2 separate regions of the Homo sapiens genome follow, and region 2 is linked to region 1. The links are chromatin contacts, found by Hi-C or POLR2A ChIA-PET in ENCODE. All regions are on one chromosome and are shown on one strand. The core of a region is the stretch at or near the end of the contact, and the rest is flanking DNA. Distances in the headings are between cores, read along the strand shown. Region 1 overlaps LOC105371899 (a long non-coding RNA gene). Region 2 has its middle 90 kb from the start of SNHG20.

What was found. A loop is a pair of places that touch in the nucleus more often than their neighbours do. ChIA-PET counts read pairs that join two places held with the same protein, here RNA polymerase II (POLR2A). Pooled maps may share reads with other maps.
Region 2: a map of B cell shows a loop between it and region 1 (8-fold over the local background). The contact joins two enhancer-like sites. A Hi-C loop is called at or near these places in 7 of 168 maps with a recorded cell type or tissue (B cell, CD4-positive, alpha-beta T cell, CD8-positive, alpha-beta T cell and 3 more), 5 of 37 single-sample maps with no recorded cell type and 13 of 50 pooled maps. POLR2A ChIA-PET finds 5 or more read pairs at or near these places in 17 of 52 experiments (B cell, BJ, CD4-positive, alpha-beta T cell and 12 more).

What each region holds. Positions count from the first base shown.
Region 1 is chr17:76,955,545-76,963,458 of GRCh38, forward strand. The region is part of intron 2 of LOC105371899 (a long non-coding RNA gene); the gene reads right to left. Among named protein-coding and RNA genes, the nearest start is that of MGAT5B, 91 kb to the left of the region's middle. RefSeq lists an enhancer at 2,291-3,204. Within about 2 kb of position 2,700, at least 3 of the 41 ENCODE cell types and tissues checked have a DNase peak (open chromatin) inside an H3K27ac peak, as active enhancers do; they include OCI-LY7, where a contact is called at or near this core.
Region 2 is chr17:76,994,528-77,002,441 of GRCh38, forward strand. No RefSeq gene overlaps it. Among named protein-coding and RNA genes, the nearest start is that of SNHG20, 90 kb to the right of the region's middle. RefSeq lists enhancers at 672-1,213, 3,384-3,924, 3,880-3,959. Within about 2 kb of position 3,669, at least 5 of the 41 ENCODE cell types and tissues checked have a DNase peak (open chromatin) inside an H3K27ac peak, as active enhancers do; they include OCI-LY7, where a contact is called at or near this core.

The DNA of each region.
Region 1 (7,914 bases), core at 1,450-3,949:
CCAAAATATCTAGGCAGGGCGGCTCATGCCTGTAATCCCAGAACTTTGGGAGGCCGACGTAGGCAGATCATTTGAAATCAGGGGTTCGAGACCAGCCTGGCCAACATGGTGAAACCCCGTCTGTACTAAAAATACAAAAATTAGCTGGGCATGGTGGTGCGCGCCTATAATCCCAGCTACTCGGCAGGCTGAGGCAGGAGAATCGCTTGAGCCCAGGAGGTGGAGGTTGAGGCTCCATCTCAAAAAAAAAAAATTTCCTATTTTTAGAGTCAGGGTCTCACTCTGTCACCCAGGCTGGAGCCCTCAAACTTCTGGGCTCAAGCAATCTTCCCACCTCAGCTTCCTGAGTAGCTGGGACCACAGGCATGCGTCACCAAACCTGGCTAATTTTTTTTATAGAGATGGGGGTGGGGGGGCGTCTCACTATGTTGCCCAGACTTGTCTTAAACTCCTAGGCTCAAGTGATCCTCCCACCTCGGCCTCCCCAAGTGCTGGGATTACAGGCGTGAGCCACCGCACCCAGCTGGGCATCAGCATTTCATAAAGCACTCCTCTATGTGTCTAGTGTGGTTCTACTGTGAACCACTGCACTTACCCATCATACCTGGCTAGCTCCTCTCTGCAGCCCTCATGGCTTTGCCCTCCAAGGAGGGAGAGGAGGTTGAGTACCAACTTGGGGAGGCCTCATTTGAAGCCTTGGCCTCCAGCCCCAGCCCCTGGGCTGAAGCAACTTCTCTTGCAGCCCAGGGCCCACTAGGCTGAATCCAGTGGAGGAAAAGGTGGGGGATCCAGCTGGACCTGGGGGCAAAGGATGCAAACAGGCCTCGGCTGGCTCCAAGACAGTCCTGAAGTTCAAGGGCAGGAGAAATAACATGAGTGGGAGGCTGGTAACAAGTTCTGTCCCTCACAGCCAGGGAAGCTGAAGGGCAGCAGAGAGGACGGGGTCCCAGGTCCCAGCAGGACTGTAGGAGGCCAGCTGCCTGTGGAGGTCCAGGAGGCAGTCCCCACCCTGGGTTCTTCTCTTGGCAGCCAAAGCACCCTCTTAGCTGGGCCTGGCGGGGCTGGAGGCCGAGCAGCTAGACCTGGGGACCTGCCTTCCCTGTGCTCTGGCCCTGCAGCTGCCCCAGCTGCCTTGGCTGACTTAGAAGGCTCCCAAAGACCCTGTATGTTCCCTAACCCCACCTTCCCACACCCTCCCCTGGGGAAGATCTGACTTCTGGGAGGCAAGAGCCCAGGCAGTTTGGGGTCTCAAAAAAGAGGTCCGTAGGGTTTAGGTTTGTCCACCCCTTTCTGCCCGACCACACTGGCTCCTCCAAGTATCGGCCTAGCACTCTCTAAAAGGGAATCACGTATTCCCTTAAAGGGGGCGGGGCCCTCTTTTCAGGACTGTGCTAGGGTGAGGCTGCCCTGCTCCTCCTTGGCTGTGCAGGTGCAGACCCCACCACCCCATCCCAACAAGCCCGACTCAGAAGGGAAGATGGGGTGAAAGCCCCGTCACGGTCCTCGCGAGAGCCCCGAGCTCCTCACCAGGCTGGCACCTGGCACCCCAACCTGCTGCTTCGGAACTTCCTCTTAGTTTGCACTTCAGCTTCCTCCTCTGTAGAATAAGGGACATAATCCTGGGACACAGGTGTTTTGAGGACTAAAGGAGGTGAGGCAGGTAAGATTCCAGGTGCTGCCTCTGAGATGAGGTGGCTGTTGATGACTGCAAGACACTCAGCTGCTCTGGGGAGCCGCGCTGTCTCCAGGGGCAAGGAGCTGCCGCCCCTCCTAGCAGGAGAGCACAGTAAGGCTCAAGCGGTCCCTGGCTCCCAGCCTGCCGCCACCCAAGATTGGAAACCCCAAACCTGGGGGAACTTCTCACCGCGGCTGCTGGGGGGTGGCTGTCCTTGGGCAGAACAACACAGAAGATGCTGTGGGTTGAATTGTGTTCCCCCCAAAAGATGCATTGAAGGCACCCCTGGTGCCTGTGAATAGGATCTTACTTGGAAATAGGGTGTGTGCAGATGTTCTTCAATTTGAGATGAGGCCAGACTGGATTAGCAGAGGCCTTAAGTCCAATGACTGGTGTCCTTATCAGAAGAGGACCCGGGGACACACAGGGAAGAAATCCCTGTGAAGACAGAGGCAGAGATCAGAGCCATGCAGCTGCGCCAGCAAACACTAAGGCCTGCTGGTGACCGCCGGAAGCTGGGAGGGCAAAGATGGACCCTTCTCTGGCGCCTTCAGAGGGAATACGGCCCTGCTGGCACCCTGATGCTGGACTTCTGGCCTCTAGAACTGTGAGGAAATACGCTCCCGCGGTTTTAAGCCACAGCCGGTGGTAAGTGACTATAACAGCCATGGGAAGCTCACACAGAAGGGGTCAGACTTCTGCTGCCTTTCAAGATAATAAGAGGCTGAGCCACGCATCCCGAGTCGGGAGGTAAACGGCCCCCTAGCCAGGCCGCTGGCTCCAGCATGCAGCCCGCTTTGTCTTTTCGCAGAAAAGCAAAGTGTTTGCTGAAAAAAGGCATCGAAGGAAAGAGAACACAGCTCCCCAGGGATGCAGACCAGTCCCTCCGCCCCAAATAAACACCCACAACACAGACCTTCAGGGCACCTGGGGTGCAGAATCCAGGCGCTTACAGCAGGAGAAGGGGGTGGTCCCCAAGCCTGACTTTTCAGGTTGATTCTGCGCTCCTCTGGGACTGGGCCACTCTCCGAGTCAGCCTGAGATCATCTCCCTCTGAGTCTCAGCTAAAAATAGTCCAGGCTCCGACGTCTGCATATATTTGAATATTGGGCTCAAGAGACCGTGATTCTGGGGAAACGGTGCAGCTGGTTCCCCCTGATGTTGGAGCGTGAAGCCAACAGAGCACGTTCTCCCCATTAAACTCTCAGCTCCCACAGCTGCCCAGGCCTGACCACCAGCGCCTCTTCCTTAGAGACCCTTCGTGGGGTGTCTTCTCCAGTCTGGGGCCCCATGAAGCAGCCCAGAGCTGGGTGGGATTTGGCTTTTGGAGTGCTGGGAGAGTTTCAGGCTGGGGTCTGAGCCCTGGGAGGGCTCCTTGAGCCCACAGCAGATACCCCTGGCCCCCATGGCTCCCCCAGCCCCATGCTGGTGCCCACCCCATCCTTGGACCTCTGAAGGCAGAGGGTGGGTGGAGACTATGAATCCCCCGGCCTTGTCTCAAGCTGGACTTAGACACCCTCACTTTCCCCTCTCTTTTCCCTCTCCCCATCACCATCCGTTCAGCAAACATTCTCCCAGGAGCAGTGCTTGGTAAGGCACTAGGCCCGGAGGGTACAGTCTCCTGTCTAGTAGTGGCTGTGTCCTGAGCCCCTGTGTCCAGGGCTGGGGCCTGCTGAGGACTCAAGTGGGCTTCCTGAATCTGCTGGTGCCTGATTTTAATCAGTTCTGGAGACCGCTCTGCCAATATCTCTGATCTTCCTTCTCCCATAGTGACAGACCCTCTCCCAATCTCCCTGTGCTGGGGATGGGTGTTTTTGCTCTGTCCTTCCACGGAGACCGCAGAACTGAAGGGGCCTGGCTTTATGCAGGGGTCTCGATTCTGCATGTCCATCCCCCAGGCCACACCTCTCATCTCCGTGGAGGAGTCAGAGTCCAAGCCCTGGACCCCAGGACCAGGAAGCCTCGGCCTGCGCTGGCCACACTCACGCAGCCACCGTCTGGTTTTCAGCTCCTGGTTCACTCCGGCCCTTGGGCTTCCCCTCCTTCCTGCAAACTCATCTCTGCCTTAAGCTGGATGTGGATGCTTGTGGTTGTTCCTTTCCTTTCCTTTCCTTCCTTTCTCTTCTTCCCTTTCCTTTCTCTTCTTCTCCCCCTCTCCTCCCCTCCGCTTTTCTTCTCTTCTCTTGACTGAGTCTTGTGCTCTGTCACCCAGGCTGGAGGGCAGTGGCGCGATCCTGGATCACTGCAACCTCCACCTCCTGGGTTCAAGCAATTCTCCTGCCTCAGCCTGTCGCGTAGCTGGGGTTACAGGCACCCACCACCACTCCTGGCTATTTTTTTTTTTTTGTATTTTTAGTAGAGACAGGGTTTTGCCATGTTGTCCATGCTGATCTCACACTCCTGACCTCAACTGATCTGCCCGCCTTGGCCTCCCAAAGTCCTAGGGTGACAGAGCCACCGTGTCCGGCCGGTTTCTTTTATTTTCTGGTGTTTCATGAAGAAAGGCTACGCAGTTCCCGTGCCTGACACAGGACGAAGTTGTTAACCTTCCCAGAGGTGCTTTCGTGTAAACAGTGGCTTCTCTTCTGGGATACAACAAAGAACGTGGGCCATGGAGTCAGACAGCCCTGGGGTCAAACCCTGTTTTGGGCCCCCATCACTAGCTGTGACCCACAGAGTTTATGTCTCTGAAATTTTGTTCCATCACCTGGTTAAATGGGGACAATACCACCGTCTTGGAAACAAATGGCCACAAATTTAGTGGCATAAAATAACACAATATATCTTAGTCCTGAACATCAGAAGTCCGGAACGGCCCTCACTGGGCTAAAATCAATGTGTCGGCAGGGCTGCCTGCTTGCCTCCTGGAGGCTCTGTGGGAGAATCCATTTTCTTCCTCTTCTGTTTTCTAGAGGCTGCCTGCACTCCCTGGTTCTCGACCCCTTCCTGCATCTTTAGAGCCAGCAATGACCAGTCGACTCCTTCCTGTATCTCATTCCTCTGATGCTGACTCTCCTGCCTCCCTCTTTCGCTTCTTTTTTTTTTTTTTTGAGACAGGGTCTCACTCTGTTGCCCAGGCTGGAGTGCACTGGTGTGAGCACGGCTTACTGCAGCCTCAACTTCCTAGGCTCAAGTGATCCTCCCACCTCAGCCTCCCAGGTAGCTGGGACTACAGGTATGCGCCTCCACGCCCAGCTAATTGTTGTATTTTTAGTAGAGATGGGGTTTGTCGTGTTGCCCAGGCTGGTCTCGAACTCCTCAGCTCAAGCGATCTGGCCGCCTTGGCCTCCCAAAGTGCTGGGATTACAGGCATGAGCCACTGCACCAAGCCTTCAAATGTTAATCTCATCCAGAAACACTCTCAGAGAAACACCCAGAATGTTTGACCAGCACCTTAGCACCCCATGGCCCAGTCAAGTTGACAGATGAAATTACCATGACCTCCTTTCAGAGAAGGAGGAAATCTCATCACACACACTAAGGTGCCAGGGTCAGCTCCCATGAGCTCCCAGAGACGGTTGTTAGATTTTCAGGAATTTTGCAAGCCAGTTGTTAAATTGTTAGTATCTCCATACTGGCCAGGATGGGAGTATTACACCATGGAAACTGGCAAGTACTAGAATTCAGGACTTTTTCTTATTTGCATTTTGCCTTGTTCTAGACCTCGTATATAAAGATCAGTGTGATCCCCTATAAATATCTATCCTTGGGGTGTGTGTGTGTGTGTGTGTGTATTTTTTTTTTTTTTTTTTTGAGACCGAGTCTCACTCTATTGCCCAGGATGGAATGCAGTGCTGTGATCTTGGCTCACTGCAGCCTCCGCCTTCTGGGTTCAAGCGATTCCCTTGCCTCAGCCTCCCTAGTAGCTGGGATTACAGACACATGCCAACACACCCATTAATTTTTGTATTTTTAGTGGAGATGGGGTTTTACCATGTTGGCCAGGCTGGTCTCCAACTCCTGACCTCAAGTGATCCACCCATCTCAGCTTCCCAAGTGCTGGCCTTGGGGTATAATTTATCACCGTTTTTCCTGAGTTTAGTTAAAGTTAAGTAATGTGCATCAAAGCCTTAAAAACACACGTCCTTTGATCAGTTAATTTCACCTTTAGAAATGTCACCTAGGTAAGTGAATGAGGGTATGGGTAGATACCTATGCAAAAGCCTGTTCATCAAATTTGTTTAGAATAATGAAAAGTGGGAAATGGCCCAGTAGTAAGGAACTGAGAAGTTAAGGGACCTGTATGCCCCTACAGTGGAATATTATAGAATCATAAATAATGAAATGGTAGGCCAGGTGCAGTGGCTCAAGCCTCAAGACCGAGGTGGGAGGATCACTTGAGCTCAGGAGTTTGAGACCAGCTTGGGCAACATGGCGAAACCCCATCTCTACAAAAAATACAAAAATTAGGCAGGTATGGTGGTGTGCGCCTGTAGTCCCAGGTACTTAAGAGGCTGAGGTGGGAAGATCACTTGAGCCTGGAAGGTTGAGGCTGCAGTGAGCCAAGATTGCGCCACTGCACTCCAGCCTGGGTGACAGAGTAAGATCCTGTATCAAAAAAAAAAAAAAAAAAGAGGAAAGAAATGTTAGATGATTGAGATGATTGTTTTGTTTCTGGAGAACGAGTTTACCAGTTCACCACTGACCACATGTGTCAGGTGCCTTGGCTGGTGGTAATGGTAATTCTTTTCTTCCTCGCTTTGCTGAAGACAAAAGTCTTCATTATCCAGTGAAGGAGCTTCCCGAAGGTGAAGTGCCACCCTGGTGGAAGGTGTTTTTGTCCGGTGTGGCCTGTGGCTCCTCCAGGCCCTCCTTTCCCCCAGCCCTGCCCCACGCTCTGGAAGCCCCGCCTCAGTCCAGAGTGCTCCTGGCACCCCAGCCCGGGCCCAGGCGAGCCAGATTGCAGCCGGCACAGGCAACTCTTCAGAGCCTGCTCATCGAGGATTTGACAGTCGATGTGCGACTTGTGGTCTGAGCGGGGCCCTGCGTCCCCTTGCCACTACTTAAGAAAATAATTAATAATAATTAATGAATAAACTGGGATTATTGAGAGCCATTTACCACAAAAGGCCTCAGGGTACACTGCACTCAAGCATAATTAAAAGTGGCATCTTTTAAACTTCGATTTGAAATGAAAACTGGCTCAGTTGTCCAGCGCAGTCTGGGCCTCTCTCTGATCCCAACTTTGCAGATGGGGCCTGAGATGATGGGAGGAGGTGCGGAGGTTCGTCCTGAGGATGAGGGTACAGCCGGAAAGCATGGGGAGGACCTGGAGGAGTGTGGTCCCAAAGATCAGAGTGGGCCTTCAGTCTGAGAGGGCTGCTGCAGCCATGGCCACCAGCAGAGAGGGAACAGGATGGCCTGGAAGCAGGTGACCATTTGCTACCGAGGGAGAGGATGAAATCCCTGGTGCCAAACTCAGGCCACTTGGCCCCTGCGTGCCAGCTGGGTCTAAAGGGAACAGGTTTCCCCTATTAGGCCCAATGCCCTGTGCTCCTTCCCTGGCCAGGGATGGTCATTCATTCATTCATTCATCGAGTTTATTGAGAACCTGCTGCCCGCAAGCACCACTCTGGAGATACAGCTGTGTACAAAAGAAGGTGCCTGCTCTCGGGGAGCTTATAATGCAGTTGGCAGAAGACAGACAATAAACAAATATTTAATACATGCCATAGAGAAAATTATAGCAAGAGGGCAAGGGAGTGTGGAAGGTGGGAAGGTAGTCCTGGGTTTCCAGGGCGATCTCATGGAGATGACATTTGGGCAGGAAGTGAGGGAGTGAGCCAAAAGGATGAGCTTCCAGGCAGCAGGAACAGCCTGTGCAAAGGCCCTGAGGCAGGTGCAAGATGGAGGAAAGAGGCTAGCATGGGTGGAGCAGAGCAGGGAGGGGAGAGTGAGGATCAGACCTGTTCTAAGAGTTGCTGAACTCCAGTCCTGTGGGTGGCCCTGGACTTGAACCTTGAGATACAGTGGTAAACATAGCCATCCTCATTCTCAAAGAGCTCAGTGTCTATGGGGAGGGCCCCACAATGGAGAGACGCTTAGATGGCTGGTGGTGAGGTATGTGGCTCCCGGGGGCTTCTGATTGGCCAGGTGGGAGCACTGCCCTGAAAAACTTGGCCAGGCGTGGTGGCTCACACCCATAATCCCAGCACTTTGGGAGGCCGAGGCGGGTGGATCACCTGAGGTCAGGAGGTCGAGACCAGCCTGACCAACATGGAGAAACCCTGTCTCTACTG
Region 2 (7,914 bases), core at 2,419-4,918, 40 kb after region 1:
ACTACCGAAGCCACTACCGGAAAGGACACTATTAATTACAGGGTATTCCAGAAGTTGCCCTGGCCACAGGGGAGGAGCAGGCTCTGTGGTTTCCACACATAGTTCCCAGCACTGCAATTAACCCAGAGCCTTCCAGAAATGTCAAAGACAATGAGGTTTTATTTTTCTCCTTTTCTCCCACTATCTTGGGCTCCTTACTTCAAATTGCCTTTGCCCTGTTCTGATCTCTGTGAAGGATGCCACATGCAGGGGAAAAAAATTCCAGCTCAAAAGCAGAAAATCCCAGAGTCCCCACACCAGAGGCCACCTTGAGGGGTTCTGGGGGAAGCCTCCCTGAGCAGGCCGGACGGTCGACCAGCTTTGCCTGTTTCATACCAAGACTCCAGAATTCAGTTGCAAAGGAAAACTCCCTATCCTGAGTGCCTTCCTTTTTATACAAAAAACAAAAACAGAGGCCGGGCGTGGTGGCTCATGCCTGTAATCCCAGCACTTTGGGAGACCAAGATGGGTGGATCACTTCGGGCCAGGAGTTCGAGACCAGCCTGGCCAACATGGCGAAACCCCATCTCTACCAAAAATACAAAAATTAGCCGGGCGTGGTCCACATGCCTGTAATCCCAGCTACTCAGAAGGCTGAAGTAGAACTGTTTGAACCTGGGAGGTGGAGGTTGCAGTGAGCTGAGATCGCGCCACCGCACTCCAGCCTGAGTGACAGAGCAAGACTCTGCCTCAAAAAAGAATTAAAAAATAAAAATAAAAATAATAAAACAAAAACACCCAGCATTTCCTCCCAATTATATAAGTCATTCACATCCACAGTAGAAAAATGAGAAAATAGAGAAAACCACACAGAATAAGATAAAGCCAATTACAATCCCGTCCGCACCCCAAATACCCACCGCTAGCATTTGGCTGTAAACCTTTCCAGTCCTGTCTCTCTGGGTAACTGCCTTGTTGGCTCCTGACGTCATTGCTTTTTCTCCCCTGCCCTTTCATGTGTCGATGGGAGGAGGTCCATTGTCCCTCACCCCTGGATGCAAACATTAGCAAATGCATGGCCCCAGCTCCTTCTCTTAGGTAATAGCTCGTGGCCACGCTGGGTTGCAAACACAGTCTTAATTTGGTCTTCAGAATATTCAGCTTGTGGAAGATCAGAAATGTGCCGCCCCAAAATGTGCACCTTTTGGCATCAGGCTGTTGAGCTGCGGGCAGTTAAGAAGAAGCAGGTGCAGGAAGCTCTGCACTCCCTCTGTTTGCCTAAAAGCAGGACATAGATTTGTAGAGACAGAAGCTGTCCCACTCCCCTTTCTACCACGGAGCAAAGCTGAGCCACTGAAGACACCTTTGCACCCTTGTGGGCCTGAGGCCAGCTCCAGAGGCATCCACAAGAACAGGTTTCCCCAGCCAGCCTGCACCCGCCAGCTCTGTGCCTCTCCAGGGGGCTGCACCCAAAGTCCTTTCCCTTTGTCTTGTGACTTCTCCAAAGATGTACTGTTCTCTGTGGAAGATGCAACATGATCTGGGATTCAAAGCCATCTCTTTGAGAACCAGGCATTCCCTGGGTGCTTCCTGTGCACATAGGCAACGTGTATGCTGGCTGGGCCTAATCCCAGCACTTTGGGAGGCCGAGGTGGGCGGATCACTTGAGGTCAGGAGTTCGAGACCAGCCTGGCCAACATGGCAAAACCCCGTCCCTACTAAAAATACAAAAATTAGCTGGGTGTGGTGGCGCACGCCTGTAATCCCAGCTACTCAGGAGGCTGAGGTAGGAGAATTGCTTGAACCTGGGAGGCAGAGGTTGCAGTGAGCTGAGATCCTGCCACTGCACTCCAGCCTGGGCAACAGAGCGAGACTCCATATCAAAAAAAAAAAAAAAAGAAAGAAAAAGAAAGAAAGAAAGAAAAGAAAAAGGCAGCATGCATGCTGATGCACGTCTGCCTTTCTCTTGTTAATCTGTCTTTTTGTTCCAGGAGGCTGTTCCAGCTGAGAACTTATGAGTATTGTAGGAACAAATGAGTTTTCCACCCCTACAAGCCCATGATATTTAATCATATCTCTCAAGGGAACTAGGGGTTGAATCTTCTCCCTTCCCCAGCTCAGCCTGCTCCAGTCCAGAGGCTGCAATGGGAAGGGGATGGGGCGGATGATCTGCCCCAGCCCTGGCAGAGAGAGGGGGTTGGGGGGAAGGAGGTGGGAACCTGCTAGGGTGGTCCTCACTCGCCTGGACAGCTTCCCCTCTTGGCTTCCAAGGGCTCCTGGAAGGTTCCCTGCTGGGCTCTGGGTCCCTGTGACCCTGGGGGATGCTCCTCAAATCCTGAGTAGTCCCATGTGACGTCCAGCAGAAGCCCCCCCGAGCATCCTTCTGGGCACTGCCCCATCCCCTTCCAGACGGCCCCACTGGTAGGGTCCTTGGGTAGCCCCTTGTGATTCTCTCTCTGGTCTGCAAGGAACACTCCCATCTCCTTGCCCTGACACACAAACCTGGGCCTGTAGGGCTCCCGCTCCACCACCCGAATGGCCACAGCCATTTCCTCACCATGGAGATGTTTCTGGGGGAGGCAGACCCCTGGCCCCCTCACTCACGCATTTCCAGGCTGGGCCAGGTGTCCATGCTTTGCATTTCTCTGCTGCAGGAGACACATTTCAAGGCTCTCTGCAGGGGGTCCCATGAGTTCTCCTGATGCAGAGACAGAGCGGGGACCCGCCTAGGGGCCTGCCCGCACCCACCCCCCAACCACAGCATGGAAATAAAGGAAAAGTCTTGAGTTCCTTCAGGAGAAATTCCAGGCACTAGCTAGCCTTGGAGAATAAATGAGCAGCCGGATAAGCAGGAAGATAGCAACAAACAAGATGAGAGCAACAGGAGCCTCCCAAGCAAGCCAGAGGAACAAGGTGTTTTGGTTCCTACAGAAACTAAAGATAACATCTTCACATATGTTCTCGAGTTGTTTTTCAGAAACCCCCACTGCCAGCCTCTATCCTATAGACCTCAGATGTGGGGAACCGAGGGCGGCACTCTGACTGCCGTTCTTTGTTCAGAATTTCATCCTGAGAGGCCTGGAGAATCATGCCCATGGCCACACTGAGGTACAGCCTCCATGTATGGGTTTACAACTTTACCTGCAATGCACCCCTCGCTTTCCTGAAATGCATCCCTGCCTTTAAAAACCCTTGCCTGTGCTCACGCCTGTAATCCTGGCACTTTGGGAGGCTAAGGTGGGCAGATCACTTGAGGTCAGGGGTTCAAGACCCACCTGGCCAACATGGTGAAACCCCGTCTCTACTAAAAAATACAAAATTAGCCAGGCGTGGTGGCAGGTGCCTGTAACCCCAGCTACTCGGGAGGCTGAGGCAGGAGAATCGCTCGAACCCAGGAGGCGGAGGTTGCAGTGAGCCGAGATCATTCCACTGCACTCCAGCCTGGGCGACAAGAGCAAAACTCGGTCTCAAAACAAACAAACAAACAAACAAAACCCCTGCTTGTGAGCCGTCGGGAGTTTGGGTCTTCAGCCTTAGCTGCCTGTTCCCCTCGCTTGGCGCCCCGCTGTAAGTGCCCTTTTTGAGACAGCTGGGGAAAGCAGAACAGGGACGGGGGAAGGGTCCCTGTTTTCCTTACACACCATGCTGACTGCAGCCATACTCAGCCATGCAGCCCTGTAACCACAAACGCTTCCTTTCACAAAAATAGGCCAAGTAAATCTAAAACACACAGAGTGCTTAAACCACAAATGTCGTGGCTGTTAACAGTAGGGACTCTCCACAATCCCCAAATGCACATCCCCAGCAAGGTCCTAGCCCGCCCTAACTGTACCTTTGCTTCATTTTAATGGTAAACATCATACCCCGGATGGAAAGTTGAGATGCTAATGAGACATGCGTCGCGTGAAGAAGCGTGACAGAGACTGTGCAGTCATGATGGACAGACCACCCTAAACATGCAATGATGTCATCTGGAGGAGGCCGGAAGGAAAATAAATCAACAGTCCGACCAGCTTTGGGGAGCCAGCTGCAGGTCTCTTCCTGTACTGTCCCCCTTGCTGCTCCAGCTGAAAGCCCTGATAAACTGCCTTGCTCAAGCCCATCTTAGACTCTCGGTCAACTTCTATTTTCTGAGGGTCCACTGGCTGGGAACGCTGTGCTCTTGGAAACTCTCCCTTCTAGGGTTCTGGGAGAGGGTGAGGGGGCTCAAGAGACCGGGGCGGTTCTCCTTCATCCTGCTGTAAATCCTGCACCTGACAGGGCAGGGTCCCTGGTATCTATAGCATCATCTCTCCAGCCAAAACTCAGCCCTGCTCTAACAGCCTGAGACAGTGCCCTTTCTAAATACAGTGCTGTGATATGATGGCAACTCACATGTATCAAGCATTCACTGCAACAAACACTTTGAGGGATTAGCTCGCAGAACCCTCACAGCCCTAGGAGCTAGACACTGCGTGCAGGAGAGGTAACTGACCCAAAGAATGCCTGGCCTCTGACCTGGTTACCGCGGAGGAGGGTGATCTCTAGGCCACACCATGTCCCTCCTGACAGGAGTGTCTTTGTTGCCCAAGGGCTTTGGCCCCTGGAGGGTCCAGCAATGCGGTTTATGATGGGGGCCTCAGGACATCCCGTATCAGTGCCGACCTCCAGAGGGACTGAAGAGGATAGGTGAGTCACATGGTTAGCGTGTGATGGAGCCCCAGGAAAAGCTCTGGACCCCAAAGCCTCAGGTGAGCTTCCCTGGCAGGAAGCACTCTTGAATGTTGTCAGGCATTAGGGCCAGGAGGTGGGAAGACCGCCCAGGGTTCCCTGGGGAGAAGATGGCCAGAGGCTCCGCGTTTAGATCCCATCAGACTTTGGCCTGTGCATCTTGTCCCATGGCTGGTCCTAATTTGTAACTTATTTATTTATTTATTTATTTATTTATATATTCTGAGACAGAGTCTTGCTCTATCACCTGGGCTGGAGTGCAGTAGTTTGATCTCGGCTCATTGCAACCTCCACCTCCTGGGTTCAAGCAATTCTCCTGCCTCAGCCTCCTCAATAGCTGGGATTATAGGCGTGCGCCACCGTGCCTGGCTAATTTTTGTATTTTTAGGAGAGGTGGGGTTTCACCATGTTGGCCAGACTGGTCTTGAACTCCTGACCTTGTGATCCGGCTGCCTCAGCCTCCCAAAGTGCTGGGATTACAGGTGTGAGCTATTGCGCCAGGCCATTAATTTGTAACCTTTTGCGGTAACTATAATTGTTAAGTATAGCACTCTCCTGAGTTCTGTAGGTCATTCTAGAAAATTATCAAATGAGACGGTGGTTGTGCGGGCCCCCAAATTCATAGCAAGCTGGTCTAAAGTGAGGGTGGTCCTGGGACCCTCATTGTTGTGGCTGGGGTCTGAAGTGGGGGCTGCCTTGTGGAACCTGTACCCTCTGACCATAGAGTTTCCAGAATTCACCACAGATGCTGTCATGATCTCTGCTTCACAGATGGGGAGGTAGATGGACACTGAGGTTTCGTGACCTGCCCAAGGCCAGGCAGTTATATAATCTGTTATATAATCTGCAAATTTAAAAATACTTAATCTAGGCCAGGTGCAGTGGCTCACACCTACAATCCTAGCACTTTGGGAGGCCGAGGTGGGAGGATCACTTGAGGTCAGGAGTTCGAAACCAGCCTGGCCAACATGGTGAAACCCCGTCTCTAGTAAAAATACAAAAAAAATTAGCTGGGTATGGTGGAGGGCACCTGTAATCCCAGCTACTTGGGAGGCTGAGGCAGGAGAATTGCTTGAACCTGGGAGGCAAAGATTGCAGTGAGCCAAGATTGGGCCACTGCACTCCCAACCTGGGTGACAGAGTGAGATCTGTCTCAAAATAATAATAATAATAAGTAAGTAAATAAATAAATAAATAAATAATAAAGTTAAAAAGCACTTAATCCAGCTGGGCGAGGTGGCTCACACCTGTAATCCCAGCACTTTGGGAAGCCGAGGTGGGCGGATCACAAGGTCAGGAGATCGAGACCATCCTGGCTAACACGGTGAAACCCCGTGTCTACTAAAAATACAAAAAGTTAGCTGGGTGCGATGGCGGGCGTTGTGGCAGGCACCTGTAGTCGCAGCTACTCGGGAGGCTGAGGCAGGAGAATGGCGTGAACCCGGGAGGCAGAGCTTGCAGTGAGCTGAGATCTCACCACTGCACTCCAGCCTGGGAGACAGAGTGAGACTCCGTCTCAAAAAAAAAAAAAAAAAAAAGCACTGAATCCTAAGTGAACGAATGCAGGAACAGAAAACCATGTTCTCACTTATAAGTGGGAGCTAAACATTGAGTACACCTGGACACAAAGAAGAGACCAACAGACACCAGGGTCTATTTGAGGGTGGCGGGTGGGAAGACGGCGAGGATTGAAAAATGACCTATCGGCTGGGCACAGTGGCTCATGCCTGTAATCCCAGCACTTGGGAGGCCGAGGCAGGTGGATCACGAGGTCAGGAGTTCGAGACCAGCCTGGCCAACATAGTGAAACCCCGTCTCTACTAAAAATACAAAAATTAGCCGGGCATGGTGGCATGCACCTGTAGTCCCAGCTACTCGGGAGGCTGAGGCAGGAGAATCACTTGAACCAGGGAGGTGGAGACTGTAGTGAGCTGAGATCGTGCCATTGCACTCCAGCTGGGGGAATAGAGTGAGATTCCATCAGAAAGAAAGAAAGAAAGAAAGAAAGAAAGAAAGAAAGAAAGAAAGAAAGAAAGAAAAGAAAGAAAAGAAAGAAAAGAAAGAAAAGAAAGAAAGAAAGACAGACAAACGACCTATCCGTACCCCAGAGACATGCAATTTACTCATGGAAGTAAACTGCACATGTACCTCCTGACCCTAAAATAAATGTTGGAAAGGAAAAAATATACCCAACAAAACAAAACAAGATAAAACAAGGGCAGGCATGGTGGCTCATGCCTGTAATCCCAGCGCTTTGGGAGGCAGAGATGGGAAGATCCCTTGAGTCCAGGAGTTTGAGACCAGCCTGGGCAACATAGCAAAACCCTGAGACCCCCATCTCTACAGAAAATATAAGATTTGGCCAGGCATGGTGGCATGCACCTGTGGTCCTGGCTACTTGGGAGGCTGAAGCGGGAGGATATTTTGAGCCTGGGAGGTAGAGGCTGCAGTGAGCCATGGTCCTGCCACTGCATTCCAGGCTGGCCAATGCAGCGAGATCCTGTCTCAAACAAAACAAAGCAAAACAAAAAAACACAAGAACCCTCCCCAACAAGAAACCTAACCCTCTATCCATGGGCCACAGCGATCCCAAGGAGCATGTCCTACAAGTGTAGACCGAACCCCGGGAGAAGGAGAGGGGAACAGGGCTCTGGACCTGCGGGGCGGGGTTTCCTCCATATTGCCTCCCTTACGATGCAGTGATGAGGATCTTTATAGGTCTTTTGGGGGTGACCGCCGTCCACACCCCACCCCCTCCAAAACCCAGTATCAGTTATCAGAGATGGGCTAGATCAGTGATGGCAGAAGGGGTGTGAAGTATTGCTCAGATGGATCCCTGCCTGACATTATTAGAAGGAGCAGTGCCCCCCACCCTCATCGGCACACTGGGTTTGGCCTCAGGCTGTTCCCTGAGGCTGGCACAGAACCCTGGGGCAGCCCTGGCCTCGGTGCTTCCTGGGGAGCAGATCCCATTACTAAGGAGACCACCCACACTGTATGTCCTTTGCTTCCAGAATTGCACCCAGGCTGACCCTCCACCCGCAGCAGCATTCTCGCCACCCCCAGGGTCCATAGTTCAGTTACACAAGGAGCTTAGGCTTTATCCTATCCCAAACTGTGCCCTGGCCTGGTTGGCTGCGGAAGAACAAAGACGGGAACGTAATGAGTCACCATGCCATCACTCTCCCGGAGACCTCCCAGGTGGGGGACGCCTGACTTGGGTTC